Regions from separate parts of the Homo sapiens genome. Here region 1 is linked to region 2. A link is a loop called in an ENCODE intact Hi-C map of the cell type or tissue named here. Cell type or tissue: endothelial cell of umbilical vein. All regions are shown on one strand.

What was found. A loop is a pair of places that touch in the nucleus more often than their neighbours do. Peaks named below come from ENCODE experiments on the same cell type or tissue, not always from the same donor. Only the 100,000 strongest peaks of a DNase experiment are listed, where the experiment ranks them.
Region 1: it touches region 2 in a loop (5-fold over the local background); 11 of 110 quality-filtered maps call a loop at or near these places.

The regions. Positions count from the first base shown.
Region 1 is chr12:94,712,674-94,717,673 of GRCh38, reverse strand. No RefSeq gene overlaps it. Among named protein-coding and RNA genes, the nearest start is that of TMCC3, 65 kb to the right of the region's middle. In endothelial cell of umbilical vein, no CTCF peak of the experiment used is centred here; a DNase peak (open chromatin) is centred at 3,113; H3K27ac peaks cover 1,722 bases.
Region 2 is chr12:94,544,312-94,549,311 of GRCh38, reverse strand. It overlaps the pseudogene SUCLG2P2. Among named protein-coding and RNA genes, the nearest start is that of MIR5700, 15 kb to the left of the region's middle. In endothelial cell of umbilical vein, a CTCF peak has its summit at 2,944; a DNase peak (open chromatin) is centred at 2,911.

The DNA of each region.
Region 1 (5,000 bases), 170 kb before region 2:
AAGGGGATAGTGGAGAGGGTTTGGTTTTTGGCTTTGCTTAATTAAATGGACTCACTAATACATATTGTCTACAACTTTATTTTGGGAAAGGGAGCTTGCTATATCATGGACATTTTGCCATTTAATTTTATATCGGAGCAGTTCATGATTTTATTTCTCTAAAGAGGACAAAAAAAAAAAATCCTCGGCTTTTGTAACCGTGTAACCTCTGCACTCCGGGGGATAATTTTGGCTTTTTGTGCTGAATACCTGTACTTGAAGCCTGGCATCTCTGTGGGCTTTGGCCAGGAAGAGCCTTAATTACAAGCCGTGGGCAGCTCACACTGGTCTGATTAAGACCCTTTCCCAGCGCAGGATCCCCTCCCCATACAAAGCATCAAAGCGTCAGCCCCAACCTCTTTCACAGGATCTTGCTGTCAGACAGCAGTGGTAAATCCGTTGGAAATTCAGCACTCTCTGTTGCCGACTGTCTGGGGGCCAAACTTTTGTGAGAGTTAGAAAATGCCTTATTGAATTCCTATTGCTTTTTTGTGATTTCATGTAATGTGAATTCTTAGTGAGTCATGTATATTGGTAAGAGAGAGAATTTGTGTGAGAGAGTGGTTTTTAAAAAAAAAAAAAATAGAGTGGATGAATAGGTGATCAGCCTTGGCTCCAGAATGGACTTTCTGTTTTTATTATGCTGGGGAATTGACACAATTTAATTCCAGCGCACCTTTCAGTATCTGCTGTTGTTCATTTCCCTTCCATCCCCGTGGGAAAAGAAAAGCAATCTAAGCTTAGAATTCCTTCTCTTTCTCCCTTAACCCTTAAGGAACACAGTGAATATCATACTTTTTGTGATGTATTTTTAAGTGCTTTAAAATATTGCTATCATCATTTCACTATCTTACCCAATATTTTTGGAGCAACTATAGTGGGTCCTTGAATAACGTCATTTTGTTCAACATTGTTTTGTTATTGCATTGATGATGAAACAAATCGATTCCTGGCCAGGGCCACTGTCTGTGTGGAGGCTGTACGTTCTCCCCATGTCTGCGTGGGTTTTCTCCGGATAATCTGGTTTCCTCCCACATCCCAAAGATGTGCACATTGGGTGAATTGGCATGTCTACATAGGCCCAGTCTGAGTGAGTGTGAGTGTGGGTGTGGGTGTGAGTGCCCCCTGCTATGGGATGTGTCCTGTCCAGGGTGTGTTCTTGCCTCGCACCCTGAGCTGAGCTGCCGGGACAGGTTCCAGCCACATAAAACCCTGAACTGGAATAACTGGGTAACTAATTATCTTACTTGTTTTCATTAATCTTTCTTAAGTGTATATTTAGCTCACATTGATTTCAGTGTTTAATATAGAAGTGTTTTGGTTCTTTACTTAGAAGTTTGTTGATGTTTTTCTGACCAGAAATATGTAGGAATTTAACTCTTAAAATTGGTCTCATCATACCAATTCAGCTGTTTCACTGAAAGTCAAAGTTTCAAGAACCTATGGCTGGTATTAAGTGAGGACTTACTCAACTCTGGGCCAGGCACAGTATCAGGCACTTGGGAACAGGGATGCAAGACAAATTGGTTTTCCTGTTGGTATTGTGCTGGTGGAAACACTGAGGTTGAGCATTTAGGAAGGATGGGGTTATGATTAGAATGGCGAGCATTTGTTAAATGGACATGTTTTGCGGATAGATGTAATAATGATAAAAACCATTTACTGATTAATTGCCATGTGCTAACTTCCTTCCTAAAAGTTTTTATGTCAATTATCTCATTTGATACTTACCATGACCTTATGAAGTACATGCTTTTATTCTCCCCCTTTTATAGATGGGAAGCACAGAGAAGTTAAATTGATTATTCAAAATCACACAGCTAAAAAGTGATGTAATCTGCTTTTTGTTTTGTTTAGTGTATGTGCTGCCGAAGAGAGCACAGTATAATCTGGATTTAAACTCAGTCCAACTCCACAATGTGTGCTCATTATGGAATTACTAAGGAATCTATTGGCTCATTGATTTGTTTTTGTTTTTGTTTTTGTTTTTTGAGACGGAGTCTCACTCTGTCATCCAGGCTGGAGTGCAATGGCATGATCTTGGCTCACTGCAACCTCCACTTCCCAGCTTCAAGAAATTCTCCTGCCTCAGCCTCCCGAGTAGCTGGGATTACAGTGCGTGCCACCATGCCCTGCTAAATTTTGTATTTTTGGTAGAAACGGGGTTTCACCGTATTGACCAGGCTGGTCTCGAAATCCTGACCTCAAGTAATCTGCCCGCCTCAGCCTCCCAAAGTGCTGGGATTACAGGCGTGAGCCACCGTGCCCAGCCTTATTGATATATTTTATTAGTAGCTTCCAGTTAAAAAAAAAGATGTTTAATTATTGTTAGCCATCAATATCTCTGGAATCGGTTGATGTTTCAAGCTGTGAAACATGTTGAAGGGCTTTCAACAGATACAGTGTGATATTGCAGCATGGGGTCCAAACTAATTTCTTTCTAGACTTAAAACTGATCAAATTTTTGCTGTGTGTTGGTATTTTGGGGGATGAAATTTCACTTGTAGTGAGTCTAGTGAGTCTAGAGTCATTTAGGAATGAATCTTATTCTGTTACTTGCAGTGTTCAGTTGTGATGAAAAGAAATCCCCTGGGCTATTTTTGTTAAATCAATTTTATGTCTTTTAGTTATTTATCATGAAGTTTGCTTTAGTGAGTGAAAGTATAGGTTTCCCAATGTGCATATGTGCATATTTATGTACATATGCTCTACTTAAAGCTATGAAAATCTCAATATATTGCTAGCTTCTTGCTGTGTATGCCTGTTCTTAGTATAAACCTTTCAATTGGGAATGACGTCTAAAACTAAAAACTATGTGGTGCTACAAGCTAGGCTCTGTAACCCTCAATTCAAACTCATAGTCGTAGATCATCTTTTCTCCCAGCCATGTTGTCATAACACTGATGAAAGCTGTCATACTTCATTCATTCAGCTAACCTTGATTGAGTGAGTACCTACTATATCCTAAGCATTGACATTGTTGCTGGAAGTAAAACAATGACTCAGACCTGGTCACAGACTGCTCAGGATGTTTTTTTGTTAGGGCTCTTGTCCATGATGTAGTCTAACCCGACCACATGCTAACTGACTACATATAAAGTGAATGAGGTCAGATTCTGTTCGCAGCTGCCCAGACTGATGTGCTTAAAGCAATCTCTGGACAGATGGGGCATCTGGCACCTGTTGTGACCGCATCATGTTCTGTGGAATAAAGGAGGGAACCGGAAAGCTTGCAGTGAAGCAAAGGCAAAGCTATTTCCCTAGACACCATGGCATGATTCGTAGCCCTCTTTGGCTGGCTTCACAATCTGCCCAAACTTGAGAGGCTCAAGGTTAAACTAGTTCTAGTTTAAACTAGGACTTTCTGTGTAATTTTTAAAATCTCCCCAACTGAAAAAGAACTACACATTCCTCTTAGCTTGCTATAAAGAATAATAGACACTAGTCCATGTTGAATATATTTAAATGGGATGGTCTGCAAATTTTCATACTTGAACTGTCCTTTAATGTTTAAACTGAACACACACAGTCTTATAGGCAGCTGGACTAGAGATAAAGGTTGCTCAGCTCCACAAGTATTTACTAAGCATTTTCCTAAGAAAAGCACTGTGAAAGATCAAAACACATACACTCAAATCCACAGTAATATTCAAAACAACCAAACTTTGGGATTTTTTAGATGCCACCTCACCTTTTTGGGTGCTTTCGTTTCAAGTGCTGATGGTGCAGTACAGGAACCTCTGAGATCATCTATCTCATTCCCCAAGAAAGTTGGCAGATGAGAAGGCTGAGGCCTAGGAAGATAAATATTGCAAACTTTGAGTGTTCATTAGGGATAGCATCAAAATCAATTGTGGTCCTCTGGTAAGAAACATGGGCCACCTTCTCCACACACTTCCCACTGCCCCACCCATCCTGCATGTATCATTTCAGAAGGCTACCAAGTAATAACTCTTCTAACTGGTAAAATATATAATTTGGAGAGGAGGAGGAGCTTTGTTGGGAAAAAAGCGGAGAACGAGTTTCTAATCCCAAAAGTTGGGATCAAACTCTTTCTAAGATAGCCTTGAATTGAATCAATGTAGCAGTGGTTAATTCGTAGGTTAATTACAGCTTGATGGAAACAATAACATCGTCATGCTTGGGTTGCACATTTTAAACCCGTAAAATGATAGCCAACTCGAATGCCAATCATGAGCTTCCCAAACAGCAGCTGTCACTGTGTGGTGGACTTGGCTCTGAGTGTCTCAGGTCACCCTGATGTGTTCCAGTGTTTGCTGTTTCAGTGTCAGTGAGTACACCGTGGCCACTGCAGATCACACAGAGTCATGGCAGAGACTGTCTAACCCTCGTAATCAGGAGAGTTGGAGCTTAAGAATCAACACACGGCCTTACTTACACTTTTCATTTAAACTATGCTTGAAGCTTTAAATGTTTCCAGCTGCGCATGTATTAGAAGGGATAAAAGAATAAGGGAAGAGCTTCAGAAAACAGTGTTGTTCCAAAGGAGGGCTTGGTAATTCTAAATGGCCAGTAGGGCAGGCCAGAGGCCACTGAGGATTCACATCACAGGAGAGAAAGTATTTACCAGTAGGGTTGCTTTGATTGATGGGTCCTGGGAATTTCTGCAACATGCCCTGCAGCACCTAACAGTAGGACAGATGTTTCCATAGCTGAATCTTTCTGCCCTGCTGCTCCTGGGAAAAATAATTTCCACTCCCACTGCAGCTCTACCCTAGCCAATTAATGAAGTTCTTTCAGTGATTTTTCATTTGTGAGTATGATATGCTCAGCTCTTGGCCTAATTAGACAAGAGGGGGCCGCTGATTTCTCAGTCTCCAGACTTCTTGCTTGGGACATGCATTCTCAGTTTCTTTAGACCAGTAGTTGTATTAATAAAAGAAAGAGGAGGGGGCCAGGTGCGGTGGCTCACACCTGTAATCCCAATATTTTGGGAGGCT
Region 2 (5,000 bases):
GGCTTCAACCTTAGGATCAGCTGTGGGCAATGTGAATGCTTGATATACTTGAGCTTCCTTTACACCACCTCCAAGATCCAAGAAGCTGGCTGGCTTCCTACCATTAAGGAAAATGATATCACAAGTAGCCATGGCGAGCCCAGCACCATTCACAAAGCAGGCAATGTTCCCATCTAGTCCTATGTATTTTAGATCATATTTGGCAGCTTCATTTTCAATGGGCTCATTCTCTGATTTGTCGTCCATAGCAAATATGTCTTTTTGTTGGAATTCTGCATTGTCATCAAAGTTTATCTTGGCATCAAAACAGACAACTTGTCCTTCTGGAGTTTCACCAAAGGGATTCACTTCCACCTGAGTAGCATCAATTTTCAGGAAGAGATTATACAGCTTCGTAATTTGATCTGCAGCCTGGCTTTTCAAAGGCCCAACGAAGCCTAGATTTTCTGCCATCCGCTGAGCTTGGCTGTCCTTTATTCCTTCAAAAATGTCAATTTGCTCCTTAAAAATGAGCTCTGGGTTTGAAGCAGCCACCTCTTCAATGTCGATGCCCTCCTGGGGGCTGCCCACCAGCATGGGGCCATTGCAGGACTGGTCCATCAGAATTGCCAGGTAGGTTTCTCTGGAAATGTCCAAGGCTTCAGCAACCATCACCTTGTTAACTTTCACACCTTCTTTTGGAGTTTGTTTTGTCGCTAGATTGTACCCAATCATCTGTTTAGCCAGCTGTCCCACAACATTAGGGTCTTTTGTTAAATGAACACCTCTTTTCAAACCACTATTGAAGACACCTTTTCCTCTTCCTCCAGCTAAGATCTGGGCTTTTAAAACAATTTCTTTTGCATTTAGTCTCTTAGCGGCCTCAAGAGCTTCATTCGCAGTGTCTGCTACAAAGAATCTTTGAACTGTCACTCTGTTATCAGACATCAGTTTCTTGCTCTGGCATTCCTGCAGGCTCAGCCATCTTCTGGAGGTTAATTGAACTGCCCGGGACCTGGCCACCAGGAAGCGGGGCAGCAGCGCTAGGGCTTGCAGAAGCTTCCAGGCCTGCGCTGCCATGGGGGACGCTATCTTAAACAGGAAACCTAGCACTCTAACAGCCTTTTAACTACTGCCCCTTTCCCTTTTTTCCTGCCTTGTGTGAAGATGTGATGCGTGGAACCGTGGCAGCCATCTTGCAACCATGAAGTGATGAGAATGAGAACTAAAAGCCAAGCAGCTAAGGATGGCAGAAGAAAGCCGGACAGGAGCTGGGTCTCTGTGAGCCCCGTTGAGCAGTTGAGTCAATGCTGGGAATCATCTGTCTGGAGACTTCTTGTGATGTGAAGTCTTAAATGTCTTTCCTTATGCCTTTGATAATGGCCATTAGTTGCATCATAAGCCATTTGTAATTGACACAGGGAGTAGGAAGATGAAGGTAACAATGTGAGCAAACTTATCACATGTTGATGTGGCGCTCTTGAAGCAGCTATTTTAGTCTGAGAGGCAGTTTTTTTGTTTGTTTGCTTTTTTTTAGGTAGCTGGGGGGAAAGCCAAACTATTAAATATTTAGTTTTTAATTATTGTTACTAAGTAGTACATTCAGTAGTCATCAGGCCCACATCCCTTGTCCCTTGTTTGTCTTTTTCACTTAGGCCTGCTTTGAATTTTTAATATAAAACAGTGTTTCGAGCAATTTTGTGGAGAGTGTTTTCAAATGGTCACATCAGACATTCCCTGGGTCAAAATGGCCACAGCAAATAGGCCTCCGCCAAGTGTATGGCCTCACCTGGAGCAAAGGCACGGGAGGCAGGGATCTGTGGAGTAGGGTGAGGACACAGCAAGTTAAGATGGGGGCGGGGTCATGTGGAGTGGAACTCAGAGAGTTGGGGGTTGAGTGTAGAGTAGAATAGGGGCAAAATATGTGAAATGCAGGGCTTGGGAAAGGTGGGAGCCCTTCTTTCCCAAATGCAAATTGGGAGCACCCATTTCACTGGGATGTTCTTGGCCTCCATCCCATCCTGCCTATTTTGTGCACCTTCAGATGGCCTGCTCTCATCTCAGCCCCACCTGGGGGCCTGTGAGAAACGTGGTTGCCCCAGTGTCACACAGGAAGTATGGCTGTCTCTGCTGCTGAGGTCTAAAGTCCATCCTGGGGTGAAGATGTGGTCGTCTGGTTGGAATCAGGGACCAGGAGACTTGACTGGAAGTTTCTAGTGTCTGATGCTGGTTGCTTAGGGGAGTCACCAGACAGTCCCCATGATGCCACCTGCAGAGGAAGTAGAAAGATGAGATCCAGAGATCCAGAGCAGAGAGAGAGTGGAGGACCCAGCGGCCGATGGGGACAGTGCAGAGCATCCCCATCCATATTCAGACATGCAGATGGATTGGAGTACTTGACGATGATTGCATAGCATCCGGATTGGGAATGACGAATTCAGCCTCCACCACAAGTGCAAAGTCCCTGGGACCAGCTGTCCAGAGTCACCCAGTTCTTAATCACTAGACCTCTGGAGATAATGGTCCCCATCCTCACACTTCACCCTTCCCCAGACTGCCCCAAATGTAGCTCTTCTGATGACAGTATTCTCCAGGCTTTATGAAGTTTTACTAATTGTGGCTGGTTAGTTATTTCTGAAGAAATTGTTTCTAGTCCCGGTGTTGAAGGATAGCACTTGAGCAAACAGACAAAACACTTAATAAACATTCCAAGGCCATTGGCCTTTGGAGAAAGCTTGTCTTTTGGTCATATCACTTCTTCTAATGTGGCTTTTTTCCCCCTCAGAGAAGGGTGTTAGAGGACAGGGCATTTTCCCTCTAGACATTGTCAGCGGGACAGTTCCATGAGTGTATTGGCGGTTCCTGGTCATGTGCTGTGATCACCAAGGTTCAGCCATTTTTGTGTCTGGGGAACCGGCAGGTTCCTTCGGTATAACGCTCCCCATTGCTGAGGTTATAGCAACCTCTAGGGGTTGCCACGGGTTACTGTGCTGGCTACAGTGTCTTGGATCCCTTTAAAGTTGGAGTTCTCAGGGTTTCCTACAGGTGTTCCAGGGGAGCACGGAGGGTCTGATGGCTGGACTTTAGCGTCGCCTCCATCTGCTGCCCATGGTCTGCAACTTAGGGTGTCAGCTTGCCTAGACCCACCTAAGAATCACCCCCACTCTAACTGCACACACGCAACATACACACGTGCGCACACAGCCCCTGCTCTGAAGGGGGTGTGCATTTGCCTCACTCCTCTTGTTGAAGCCCCCCGAGTTCCCCTAGTTCTTCCCTATGTCCCCAACCTCCTCATTCGCTGAACACAAACAAGTGTGTTTGTGTTCACATGTGGCCCTGGAGAGCTGTTGCCAAGCGGCATTTACCATTTTCCTGAATCTCTTAGCAGGGGCGTTCCAGGCTCTAGTTTTTATGATTTATCTCAAAATCCAATCCAATCTCGTCACCCTCTGCTTACAGCCTGTGGCAATTTCCCATTTCCCCTTCTTGTGGCCTATAAGGCCCCTTTCCCGTCTCCCTGCCCTCTTCACCCTCGTCTCTCCTGACACACCATCCCCACCTGCTAGTCAGAATGAATTTCTTTTTGTACTTCAAAAGCTCTCTTCTTATTCTTGAAATGTTACAATTAATCCCATGTGGCCACAGCTCTGTGTACAGCATGGCAGTGTCTAATAATTAGTTATGAGTGTGTGGGTATCATCCAGTATTCAGCAGGGCAACTGTGATTTGCCCACTGCAAAGCTCCAAGTACCCACTTTGAAAGATACCAAAGAAGGTTAAGACACAGTTCCTACTTCCAGGGAATTTTACCTTCTAGTTGGGTAAGACATGAACACATGAAATGACTAGAAAACAAGGAAGTGTTAAAACAGAGGTTGCAAACTGGTGGACTATGAGCTGAAGCTAGGCCTTAAAAAATGTGTCTTGTTTCAAAATAACAATCTTAGCCAGCTCAGTTGTCATTTTCCAATTTTTAAAATTCTGGTAAAATACATATAACATTAAATTTACTATTTCAACCATTTTTAAGTGTGAAATTCAGTGGCACTAAGTACATTCATATTGGTGTGCAGCCATCCCCACCGTCTACCTCCAGAACTTTTTTCATAATTTTTTTTTTTTTTTAAGATGGAGTCTCACTCTGTCACCCAGGCTGGAGTGCAGTGGCGCGATCTCGGCTCACTGCAACCTCCGCCTCCCAGGTTCAAGCGATTCTCCTGTCTCAGCCTCCCAAGTAGCTGGGACTACAGGCACCTGCCACTGTGCCCAGATAATTTTTTGTATTTTTAGTGGACATGAGGTTTCACCATGTTGGCCAGGCTGGTCTCAAACTCCTGACCTCAGGTGATCTACCCACCTCGGCCTCCCAAAGTGCTGGGATTACAGGCGTGAGCCACTGCACCCAGCCTAGAACTTTTTTCATCTTGCGAATCTGAAACTTTGTACCCATTAATCACTAATTCCCCATTCTTGCCCCCCACCCACTTCCTGGCAACCACCATTTCACTGTCTCTGTGGTTTTGACTAAGTATTGCAGCTCATACGAATGGAATCGAACAGTAATTTATCCTTCTATTACTGACTTATTTCATTTAGCAGAATGTCCTGAGGATTCATCTGTGTTGCATATATCAGCATTTCCCTCCTCGTAAGGCTAAATAATATTCCATCATGTGATATATATATATGTGTGTCACATTTTGCTTATCTATTCATTTGTCAATGGACACTTGGGTTGCATCCGCATTTTAGCTCTCATGAATAATGCTGCTATGAATATGGGTGTACAAATATATCTTCAAGACTCTGCTTTCAGTTCTTTTGAGTATATACCCAGAAGTGGAATTGCTGGATCATATGCTAATTCTATTTTTAAATGTTTGAGGAACTGCCATACTGTTTTCTACAGCAGCTGCACCGTTTTCCATTCCCACCAACAGCGCTCCAATTTCTCTACATCCTCACCAACACTTATTTTCTATTTTGTTTTTGTTTGGTTTTGTTTTTTACTAGTAGCC